Linked DNA regions of Homo sapiens: all the other regions are linked to region 1. The links are chromatin loops, found by intact Hi-C in ENCODE. Cell type or tissue: gastrocnemius medialis. All regions are shown on one strand.

Region 1 (4,000 bases):
TGCCCTTTGGCCAAGCACAGGCTTATTCACTTGTGTAACAAACACTTACATGGCACTTCATCCATGTCAGGTTCTGTTTTCCTCTTAGAAGGGAAGTCCTCACAGACAGACAAGCACATGGGTGCTGCTTCAACTTTTCTTTTCTTTCTTTTTTTTTTTTTTTTAAAGGAAACCTCTTACAACAGAAACATGTTTGAATATGGTCTTGTGAGGTAAATTAAGAAATACAAAGTTCTGCTGCAATTTTAAAAGAAATGGTTCAGCTGCAGCTCAGAAAGCTGGGTTACTGGCTTTAGTGTACTACCAGTCATGATAAAAAACAAAGCACATGTTTATCTTAAAATGAAAACCACTAGAATAACATAAAACCAATAGGACAACATAAATGATGTGCTAAGTACCCTATACTGTCCATAATAGCCTTAGAAGAAACCCATCTAATATAAAAGTCTCAGTTCTGTGGATATCTACGGAGGCCTACTCTGTGTTCAGTTCTGCTCTGGGGGATGCGGATTATTACAGATAAATAATGAGACGATCCTCAAGGAAATAAAATACTACCTAGCTGGGAGTTTCACAGAGGAAGCAATTTTCAGATTACTGCAAAGACAACACATTTAAAATGCCAACTTGAATTTAATGTTGTATAGATGTGTGACATGGAGATCTGGAATGGCCAATCCTGGATTGCGTGATTAAGGATCACTGACAAATATCCTTCAGAAGCGAAAAGTTTCTTGTGTTCTTAATCGCATGTTTCAGAAATTTAAAATCCAATGTTTGTCTTTGCTGCAATGTGTCCAATCTAATGTATCTCCAAGAATCTTCTAAGACAGGTGGGTTATTTCTTTTCTGATGATTCAAACTCTTGGCCGTAGCTATTTTACATTTTATACCCCTTGTTATCTCTTTCACTTTCTCTAGTCTCAGACCCACAGGTTAACAACTTGTACTAACTTTATCACTATGAGAGGTGTCTTCTGCCTCTTGCCTTACTTGGAAGGAAGGAGAGGGGAAGGAAGGAAAGGAAGGAAAGAAAAGAAAGAAAGAAGGAGGAAAGGAGGAAGAGATGGGGGAGAGAGAGAGGGAGGGAGGAAGGAGGGAGGAAGGAAGGAGGGAGGGAGGACAGAAGGGAGGGAAGGAAAAAGAAAAGAGAGGAAAGGAAGGAGAAGAGGAGGGAAGGAGAGGGAGAGAAGGAGAGAGGGAGGGAAGAAGAGAGGGAGGGAGGAAGGAAAACAGCTGAAGACACAGTAGGTCATCAGTGTTTGCCACTTGCTGCTGTCCTTCAAGGAGGAGACTGGAACTTTATATCCAGCACCTCACACAGAACCTGGCAAAAGACGTGGTCTTGATCGATATCTGATGAATGAATAGGGAGTGGGTGGATGGATTGCACTGAGAGAAAGTACTGTATTGATCTTTCTCTGTTCTTCCATAGCAGATTTAAAGTTTATGTCTTGATCTTCCAAATTTTATTTCTACTTGGGACAGACAGGATCCTTTAACGAGTGTTTTTGGTTCTACTTTTATGAAATAACAATAATAATGACATGTTAGTTGAATTGACCTATAGAGCATCTGCTATTCTACACCACTAGATGGCGTTTATCAATAGTAATGCTCAAAAGCACCACACATACTCTGCCGAGTAATAAATCTAAAGAAATCAGTACAGAAAAGGCATATACAGCATACACATATATGTATGTAGATTTACATTTTACATTTGATTTCTTTTTAATATTGGTTATGTATCTAGGGCTGCCTATAATTTGGCAAACCACTTCCTTTCCTAATTTTAACAGTCTTATGTAAGAACAGTTTAGGTTCTTAATTAAACTCTAAGCAGCCTCAATGTGTAAGACATTTCACAGAACCTGGTGACTACTTCCAGGTCTTTCTGCAGTGCTGATGGAAAAACACACCCCCTGGGAAAAAATAATCTAGAAAAAGTTGAAAGCAATATGGAGAAAATAAAAAAAAGCAGATAGACTGTTCTGCCTGCCTTCATCATTCGTTCATTCATTTATTCATTTAACAACTAGGGACTGGACACCCAGTATTAAATACTTTGGAGGATGTGTTTGCTGTCTCATAAAGAAAAACTGTCAGAACACTGACAGGAAAATGCTTATGATATTTAAATCCTATAAGGGGACAGATTTTTGTTTTTAAAAAATTAAGAGTTATAAGGGAGAAATAGAGATACATTTGAAATGCTCTATCAAGACTATGTAGTTTCTGCTTTCCAGGTCCCAGGTGGATTAGCAAGGCCACATTTCCTCGTTCTAACATCTGGTTGTCTGCGAAATAGCTGCACTTGAGATTTCCTGGGGAGAGACCTAAGTGGGAAGGCAATTGAGGGAGAGAGATGGGAAGGAAGGGGAGCAAAGGAGCAGTGTGAGGAGGCAATCAGAGAGAAACATGAGAAGAGTGGCCAAGGGTTAGAAAGGTAAATCCTACCCACAAAATCTGAAAATTAAATCTTTGAAACTGCTTTGATGTGGAAAGAGCAAGCTCATACTCTATTTTAAGATTGTAGGAGTAAGGAGAAAAGGACCATAAAAGGAAACTGAAACACCTTAGCTCTCCTAATTCCAGTGTTTCCAGAAATTGTAAAATTAAGTGTCAACATTGCAAAAATGAACGCTGACTACTATGAAATTGTACTTATTTCCAGAAATGCAACAAATGACTAAGTATAGAGCCTGTGGCAGACACCATTTTCATCCTAAGTAAAGAGCCTGTGGCAGACACCATTTTCATCCTAAGTAAAGAGCCTGTGGCAGGCACCATTTTCATCCTAAGAGCTTTCGGCAGACACCATTTTCATCCACCTACAAAACACAGCAACAACAAAGGCCATCAGCATGTGACACTATTGCCTACAACTAAATGACCTAAAGCCAAATCTATCAAATTTTCCCGAAGGCTGGCAACCCTTGCTAGCCATGACATTTGTGATACAGATGTCACTCTGCTAAATACTAGACCAAGAGAGTTTTCTCTTGGATTCTTCTCTTTCTCTGCCTTCCGTGATCCAACAAGAACGATTCTGGTTTCCTCCAACGATCTCTCACACCAGCGTAGCCATCCTCCTTAGGTGTTTTTGTCCTTGAGTATGGACAACTCTCCTAAATAAGCTCTTCGTTTTCTTCCCCCTGGCTTCTAACGCACAGCTTAGATCCCTCCCATGCGCAGTTCACAATAAGGCTCATGCTCCTATGAGAATATGATGCTGCCACCGATCTGACAGGAGGCAGAGCTCTGGCAGTAATGCCAGTGATGGGAAGCAGCTGTGAATACAGATGAAGCCAGCCAGCCACTCACCTCCTGCGGTGCCACTTGGTTCCTAACAGGCCACAGACCCGGGGCCGGGGACCCCTGTTCTAAACCACCGGACACACAGTCCTTTAAGCACATAGATTTCCAGTTCACAATTCTTCTGGGCTTCCCATTGCATACTGAATAACATCAAAGTTCTCCTCACCTTCGTAACATTTACACATTCCATAGACTGCCTCCAACCTTAGTTTCCTGGATGGAACTCTCAGCAGTATTGACCACTGCAGAACACTTTCTCCTTCATGGAACATTCACCTTCCTTTGCCCCATTGTGCTACCTTCTCCTGGAACCCCTCCTTCCTCTCTGACACCTCCCTGCCTCTGAAACTCCTCTTCCTACCACCTTCACATCTGATGCACCTCAGGATTTCTCCTACCCTTCACCTGTTTCCTGACAAATCTCATCTTTTCCAATGTTTACAATTACAATCCTTGTGCTGGGACCCATGAACCAATATGGACAGCCTAGGAATGTATATTCAGCTCCCAGGAACCTAAGCATGCAGATAGATCGATATAGATATAGATAGATGTAGATATAGATATAGATATGTATCAGATGTCAACACTGCAAAAATGAACTCTACTATAATAGATATAGATTATATATCAGATGTTGACATTGCAAAAATTAACTCTGACTACTATGAAATTG
Region 2 (4,000 bases), 82 kb before region 1:
CCCCACGCCTGGCTAATTTTTGTATTTTTAGTAGAGACAGGGTTTCACCATGTTGGCCAGGCTGGTCTCGAATTCCTGACCTCAGGCGATCCACCCACCTCGGCCTCCCAAAGTGCTGGGATTACAGGCGTGAGCCACCACACCCGGCTGAGAATAGTAAGTTTTTAAGCCAGAGAGGGTTAGATTTATATCAAATATTTAGTGTCCAGTGCCTCACAAAGAGCAACCGGTGATTAAATATCACCTTTTATTAATACTGATAACAATATGCTTATATACTGCCTTTACCTGGCATTACAGAATTTTCTTAATTCTTAGGTAAAAGGTTGAAATCAGGAGATTGGTAGCTCTCACTGACTTATGGAACTGGTAACTTGCCTGACACAGACTAAGTAATTAGTAAATATTCGTTTTCTGCTTGTTTCTTTTTCAGAGAAAGGGTTGGCTGGAGCACAGTGGTGCAATCATAGCTGAGGCTCAAGGGATCCTTCTGCCTCAGCCTCCCAAGCAGCTAGGACTACAGGCATATGCCATCACATCGGGTTAATTTTGTATTTTTTGTAGAGCTGGGGTCTTGCTCTGTTGCCCAGGTTGGTCTTGAACTCCTGGGCTCAAGTGATCCTTCCACCTCAGCCTTCCAAAATGTTGGGATTATGGGCATGAACCACCACACACAGCCAATAAGTATCTGTTGAATCAAAGAATGCTTAAGTGAATGGATTATATCTAGCAAATATAGTATAAGAGAAAGAAATAACATTCATGAAATAAAAAAGCAGATTCCTGTATTTTAACACCATAAAATGGCCACTACAATTGAAACAGAAGACTTCCCTGACCCCCTTCACTGAATGTACAACGGGGGGTGGCACCCCTTATGGAGGGGGAGCATGCACACAGGCAGGTGCAGGAACCAGGGGGAGATCTTTTGGGCTCCAGCCACACAGCTGCATCTAGGGGTGGGTGCCTGCGACTCCCAAAGCCCCAGTGGGCATGCTTTTAGCTCTGCCATCTGCAGACGGCCTAAGTGTTAACCAGCTCAGTGCCCTCTTGGTACTCGGGTTCTTGTCTGGAGTCCAGGAAGCATCAGGTCACACACAGACTTGAAGGATGGTGAATTCAGGGGTTTTACCGAGTGGTGGAGGTGGCTCTCAGCAGGATGGATGAGGAGCTGGAGAGGAGGTAGAGTGGGAGGATCATCTTCCCCTGGAGTTTGGCCATCCAGTGGCTGATCTCCTCCCCAACTGTCCCTAGTCGAACTTCTCTGGATATTCAGATGCTCCTCCTCGTCTCTCCTTCTCTGCTGCACTGTTCTGCTGCCCTTCTCTCTTCTGTTCATCTGCCCGTCTGCTCATGGAGCCTGGGGTTTGGGGTTTATATGGGTACAGGACGGGGGGGCGTAGTGGGCCAAAAGACAACATTTGGGCATGAAAACGGGAATGCCTGTTCCCACTTAGGGCCGTGGATTTCCAGGCTTGGGGGTGGGGCCTTTGTTGGAGAACTGCCCTCTTCTACCCAGTATTTCCCTGTTTCCTGTCTCTTGTCCATATCACTATGTGACACGTTGTCTCTGGCCTCAGCTACACGTGGAAAGTGGCCAGGCTGCCAGGAGGCAAGGAGCCAGCACAGGATTTAGATAGAGGAGTTAGCTGCTCGACTGTCTCCTATATTTATACTCTTACCCCTGAGCGTCCATTTAATGTTTTCTTCTCCTTATAAAATACATGTCTAAATCCTCTTCTACCATAAAACTCATTTTAAAAATTGGTCTTTTCTGTAATTTGTGAATATTTATCTCCATTATCAGACAAATTCCAAGAGTACAAACACATATTTATATTCATTACAGAGGTGAGCCATCTGTAAGTGATCAACAAAAACTTTCTCATAAAGAACATAAAAGCCATCAACACAATGAAAATTCTGATAACCCATGTTCATTCTTTCATTTAAGCATTAAGAAGTTACCAAGCAGCAAGGCCCCATGGTAGGCAATGAGAAATACCTAAGGCATGAGCCCTGACTCCATCCAGGACATTTATAAACTACTGCAGGAGGCAAGATTAACATACAAATCTGTCCACAACACTGGTTTCAATCTCTAAAAAGTTATTTTTTCCACCAGAGTAACTATTAAGAATCAAAATGGATACATTTGGTTTTAAATTTCTATCTTCATCTCCTGTCTGTCTCTCTCAGAGATAAATGTTAACAAGCACTAGAATTATTTAAATGCAGTCATCAGAGCAAACCAGAAGAGAAGGACAAATGGAGAACAATCTATAGGAGAGACATAGCAGATCAGTGGCTGGACAGTCTGAAACTTCAATAACAGGACACAATACAAAGAAGAAGGGCTCCTACAGGAAAGGATATGGTGAAGTGGCTGTGCTAAAAGAAGGGATTATGAAATAAAATATTTACATTTAAAGTCCTAGTTTTAACAAACTTACTTTATCCAGCCTCTCAAATTCCAAAGCCTTCAACAGGAAAAGTCTTTCCACAATGCTACCCTAAAAATAGTTCCCTTTAGTCTTTCTCAGGATACCATGTAGATTTCCCTTCAGTTTGCTTTTGCAACAACACTGGTGTCACGAAGAATGAAACGACGACTTATTTTAACTAGAGAGCAATATTTATGTTATGCACACATATCTTGACACTGTCACACACGTGCTGATGTTTTCTTTCTAGAAATGGGATCTGCATCAGCCGTGTTTGGTGTGTGCCCTGGCCTTGCAGCTGTTGTGCTGGCAAGTTGGGTGTTGTTCCCAGGCATTCCACGGAGTTTCTTGGTTTAATTTTATCTAACAGGCTAAAAGGGGTACAATTATTTTTTATCAAAATAACAATAAGGAAATAACTTCCAACAATGAATTTCTAAGTGAAAGAATCTGCACATCATACATTTGTGTCTGTAATTAGCAAAATTAAATGTCCCTTTCTCTCCGTGAAGTATTTAGCTTGCTTCCTTACAATAACTGTCCATGGAATAAAAGCAAATAAACAAGAAATTGAGTTTACAAACTTATGGACATTAATTATTCAATTTTGGCAGATGCTTTTACTTTAAAATCAGTTACAATACAAACATGTGAAAAACTTCTAGGTTCTAAATCACATCACTAATCTCAGCAGTTCTGAGAAAACAAGTGACTCTTCTTTCGAACAAATGAAACCACCCAAACATTATTTATCTTTCAGCTGCACTACTCCCATGCCCAAAATTAAACAGAGAAAAGTTTTCAGACTCAACAATTCACCTCCACCGGTAATCTGAAGCCAGAGTGGGAGAGCAGGTATTTGTGGAGCCAAGTCTGAATGTAATTCTATTTACAATGCCATGCTTTGCCCCCCTAAAGCCAACCTGGAGCAGCATAACCCCACCCTGATCTTTATCACCTCCAGCTGGAGTGAGGAGTCAGGTTCCCCAAGGTGTACTTCTAACCAGAATTCCCCAAGACAGACTAACCAAATGCCTAATTAACAGAGAGAAGAACCTCCAGTTGCTCCACCATATATAGGCTCTCACTGAAGTATCACCAAGTCTAAGACAAAGCAGACAGCTGATAAACAATCCACTTTCTTCAGCCCCCTCTAAGGAAGCCTCAACAGCCAAATGTAATCTAATAATTAGCATATGTAAGAGTAAAGGTCCAGACCATGACATCAGCTTCACAGAAAAATCAGCAGATTCAAAAAAGATCCACGGAGCCTATGCAGTCTTTGGAAATTCTAAATAAATGAAAGGATGAAAGGACAGAACAGCAGGGGATAGAGAACTCTACATTCTAGGTCCTAGAAAGCACAATACAACATTTCTAAACAAAACTATTCTGCAAATTCTCTATTACAGAAAAAAATCTATCCATCACAAAGGTATTAGCTCACAAGGGTATTAACTGAAAAGTTGCTTCCCTAGCAACCTCCACATTGCAACAATGTCCTTGAATAGCATTTTGCAGAGACGGCAAGCCATAGTTAACCCAGAAGACTGTCA
Region 3 (4,000 bases), 130 kb after region 1:
GGGGAAACTACATTCTGAACATAGGAAATGGTGAAATTCACACCAAAAATTACGTTATAATAAAAACTAATCTAGGCGGGGCCCAATGGCTCACGCTTGTAATCCCAGTACTTTGGGAGACTGAGGCAGGAGGATCACTTGAGACCAGGAGTTTGAGACCAGCCTAGGCAATATAGCGAGATCCTATCTCTACAAAAAAAAAAAAAAAAAAAAAAAAAATGAATGGAAAAGGAATCTTGTTCTCATGAAGCACGGTTTTGGAAAACAAGAAGTGAGGACTGATGGGGTCAGAGGAGTGTCTAACGTGGAAGGGCGGGTATCGGCTCCAGCCATCCCCTTAAAATTCCTTTTTAAATTATCGTTTTCCCCCTCTCCCTTTCTCTTTGTAAGGTTTTATTCTGTCTTCTTGCCCATGACAAGTTCTTTTCTACTTACTGCTTAATGTGAAGTGGTCTGAAGATGAGTCTGTGTTGGAGTAGACGTGGAGAAAAACACTCCTTGTTTGGGAGGTTTAATCATTTACCCGATGTGCTACTGATATTTTAAAATGTCATGCTCTTCTGGTTACAGTTTCCAATCTGGGGCCTGCAATGCGGTGTGACCCAAATCAGCCGTCTCCAGTGTGGTGACACATCACCTCGACATGGGGCAGGAGGCAGGTGGCTATGTCTGGGCACCCAGCTGGGTGATTCCTCCAGACGTGCTCTCCCTGTCTTCCCCTCTGGCCCTCAGCAGGAAGCCAGGGTCTATTTGAGCTGTTGCTGCAGCAGCCATGTGCATACTTTGCCCAAGAGAAAAAAAAAAATCCTTGCTCTTAAACTTAGATAAATTATTCTAACAAGAGAACACAAAACAGCTTCTTGGCAGGTGAGGACCCTGTTTGCGTGAGATCATGTATTTTTCCTTTTGCTTTTCTCCAACAGTTTACTTAAAGGGCACCCACAAATAGAATGTCACAGTCCTGGGAAATTGTTTCACCAGTATTTCACTGAGTACTTGGGAACTGAGAAAGTACAAATGAATCAAACACAGTCCAGACCACAGCGTCAATAAGCAAATTATCTAAAAGAGGAGTTACAAATGCTAATTCTAAAGTCAGATAGAAAGTTCAGACAGAGAGATCCTGGAGTTCAAGAGAAGGAGCAGTGACTTGTAACTTGGAGAGTTCAAGAAGAGGTGGGAAGAGGTGGCCATTTTGAGGGTTCTGGAAGGCCAGTCCTATTTGTGTTTGTCAACTTGGGCAAGATGTCAGAGGGTCTGGGCAGAGGAGCAAGAAGAGAACAGAAAGGAAAGACCCAACATCTTATTGGGTCCAGAGGGTTTTCATTTCTTCTATCAGTAACACAGGTCCTAAATGGCAAAAAACAGTGACCACAGCTCATTTTCTGCAATATAGGCATCACTTTTGCTTTTTCCTGACACATGTAATGAAGTTTGAATCTATTTTTCCTTCCAAAAAGCTCTAAAAAGTTTTCATACGTGTATTGTAAGGAGATTTAGTGAAATTAGTTTTTTTGAGACGGCTTGTTGCTTTGCTCAGCTCCCTGTACTGTTGTAAAGTGCCAACGCATAACCAGGCAGCAATAACAGTTACCAAGAGCATTCCCTCCACAGCAATGTGGCCAGATGGCACTGAGTGATCAGGCACAGCCCGAGGGGCAAGAGGGGCAAGGTTTTGGCATCTGCTTCTTTGTAAAGGTAGATCTGCCGGGAGCACTTGGTGCCGGCCTACAGGAAGTAAGAACTCTGCACCACCAACCCCAGGCACACCTCTGAGTCATAAGTCTTGGAAGACTTCTGAAAGTCATAAGTCATTAGAATTATGCAACAGGCTTTGGGACAAATGAGACGTTGGAGAGAGCTATTCTAAAATCTGAAAGAAAAAAGCTAGTTTTAAGAAAAAAATCACAAATGATAGTTACATCTTTGAATATTGTATTTTTAGGAAAATGCATACCCCATTTGAGAAGGTTAGCGACCTTGGCCTAAAGCGTTGTTTATGTTAGACATGAGGAGTTGACTGAAATGTGCTCTCATAAGCATTTCTAGCACCATATTTACAACGTTGGCCCACAGCCAGAATAAGACGTGATCTTCCTATTGGACTGGGTTCATAGGAGCGTTTGTTCCTTAAATAACTCTAGTCTAGGCTGGGTGTGGTAGCTCACGCCTGTAATCTCAGCACTTTGGGAGGCCCAGGCAGACAGATCACCTGAGGCCAGGAGTTCGAGACCAGCCGGGCCAACATGGCTAAACCCCATCTCTACTGAAAATACAAAAATTAGCCGGGCAAAGTGGTGGGCATCTGTAATCCCAGTAGTCCCTGTAATCTCAGGAGGCTGAGGCAGGAGAATCACTTGAACCCGGGAGGCGGAGGTTGCAGTGAGCTGAGATCGCACCACTGCACTCCAGCCTGGGCGACAGAGGGAGACTCCGTTTCAAACAAACAAACAAACAAACAAACAAACACCCTCTAGTCTAGCAGAAGCCCATAATATGTTATTAGTTCTTCAACTCCATCAGTGCTTGGATCCACATATCTTCCAGGATCCTTCCCTCTTGAGTTTGATTCTGGCTGAACTTTCTCAACAAAAGAAGCCACGGAAAAAGAGGCAATGTTTCAATAACTGCCATTTGTTAAGCAAACTTTGTTCCCAGTTGTAATTATTCTGCTTCAAAATAGCATAACAGCACAGGGTGAGAAAGTCATCCACAAAATTGTTTTCTCCATCCTCCTGCTTGATGGACAATTGTACTCTCTCTAAAAAAAAAAAGAACTTATTTAAAATTGCATTTTGCTATTGCTCGAGCCAAGAATGTCTTCCTAACACTTAGCCTATTTTTTTGTGTGGTGGTCAATTCCATAATTCCTTTTCTACACTTAGATGTGAAGGGAGACTCACCACCAATATAATATATCTGTAAAGCTGAAGTGAGCAGCATCTGGAAGCCAGCACATCTATATCTGTTCCAGAGTCAGAGAATCTATCCCTCAGCTACCACCTCATGGTATACAGATGGTCACAAAGGGCAGAGGTCTCTACGTGATCTGAACTTTGTCAGCCCTTCCAGCCTCAGCTCCTACTGTAGCTTCTTATCCCCGCCATGCCCTGACAATGCCAGCCAGCACTCTTGAGGCTCTCAGAAGGCACAGGGTGTGTCCAGCTTCCATGCCTTTGCTTGTGCTCTTCTCTCCATTCACTGTGGGAGCACTTACATACTGCTGGACACACAAAGCATGCAGCTCAAGAGCATGTGAATGAATTTGCACAAATCCATTATTGGGTGTGGTATGCCAACTCTCACCAAATGTCAAGTAAATAATATATATTACAGGTTTCATTGTCAATAATATTTCTTGTGGAAATTATTACATATCTTAATATTTTCTACTGTAGATTAAGTATGGCAAAGACTTTCAACTTTTCTGCTAAGAATTAAATTTTAATTTCTTTAGTCACCTCTTGCCTCTCATCTGATCTATCTTTAAATAGATCCATCCAGGTTATGGTTCAATTCTTCTGACCAACACCTTTAGGAGACTATCCGATGCTTAACACTATAGTGTTAAGATACTTTATATTTTCTGAAACACAGATCAGGTTGAACAAGGATTTTGTATATCTTTTTTTGTACATAAGAGGCAGTCTAAATTATACTGTCTAGATGCTATTAGGATTTCTTGAACATTATAAGAATTTGGGGACCACAGTATAATATCGTAATTGGAAATAGGACTGGCCTGGAAATTCTGAGACATATGGTTTCCCTGCCATGTTTCTGAATCTTACTGCTATATTTTCTTTTGTTTTGTTTTGTTTTTAATCTCACCACCTACCACAGAAAGAGGATGTTTTTTCAATGTACATGGCTACATAAGACGTTTCAAAATCATACTTACAATGTTTCATTTAATAAATATCTAGAAACAAAGCAAGTTTTTTTAGTAGATTCCATACTACTCCAATTCTCTTCTTAGTGGATGAAAATAGTCTCAAGA

What was found. A loop is a pair of places that touch in the nucleus more often than their neighbours do. Peaks named below come from ENCODE experiments on the same cell type or tissue, not always from the same donor. Only the 100,000 strongest peaks of a DNase experiment are listed, where the experiment ranks them.
Region 2: it touches region 1 in a loop (2.3-fold over the local background); 29 of 110 quality-filtered maps call a loop at or near these places.
Region 3: a loop joins it to region 1, with 3 times the contacts of the local background. A loop is called at or near these places in 3 of 110 quality-filtered maps.

What each region holds. Positions count from the first base shown.
Region 1 is chr1:232,634,353-232,638,352 of GRCh38, forward strand. No RefSeq gene overlaps it. Among named protein-coding and RNA genes, the nearest start is that of SIPA1L2, 6.2 kb to the left of the region's middle. In gastrocnemius medialis, a CTCF peak has its summit at 1,595 (motif pointing right); no DNase peak of the experiment used is centred here.
Region 2 is chr1:232,551,991-232,555,990 of GRCh38, forward strand. The region is part of intron 2 of SIPA1L2 (signal induced proliferation associated 1 like 2); the gene reads right to left. Among named protein-coding and RNA genes, the nearest start is that of SIPA1L2, 76 kb to the right of the region's middle. RefSeq lists enhancers at 1-203, 3,893-4,000 and a silencer at 3,293-3,587. In gastrocnemius medialis, no CTCF peak of the experiment used is centred here; a DNase peak (open chromatin) is centred at 1,591.
Region 3 is chr1:232,765,794-232,769,793 of GRCh38, forward strand. No RefSeq gene overlaps it. Among named protein-coding and RNA genes, the nearest start is that of LINC01744, 25 kb to the left of the region's middle. In gastrocnemius medialis, no CTCF peak of the experiment used is centred here; DNase peaks (open chromatin) are centred at 638, 1,738 and 2,088; H3K27ac peaks cover 2,609 bases.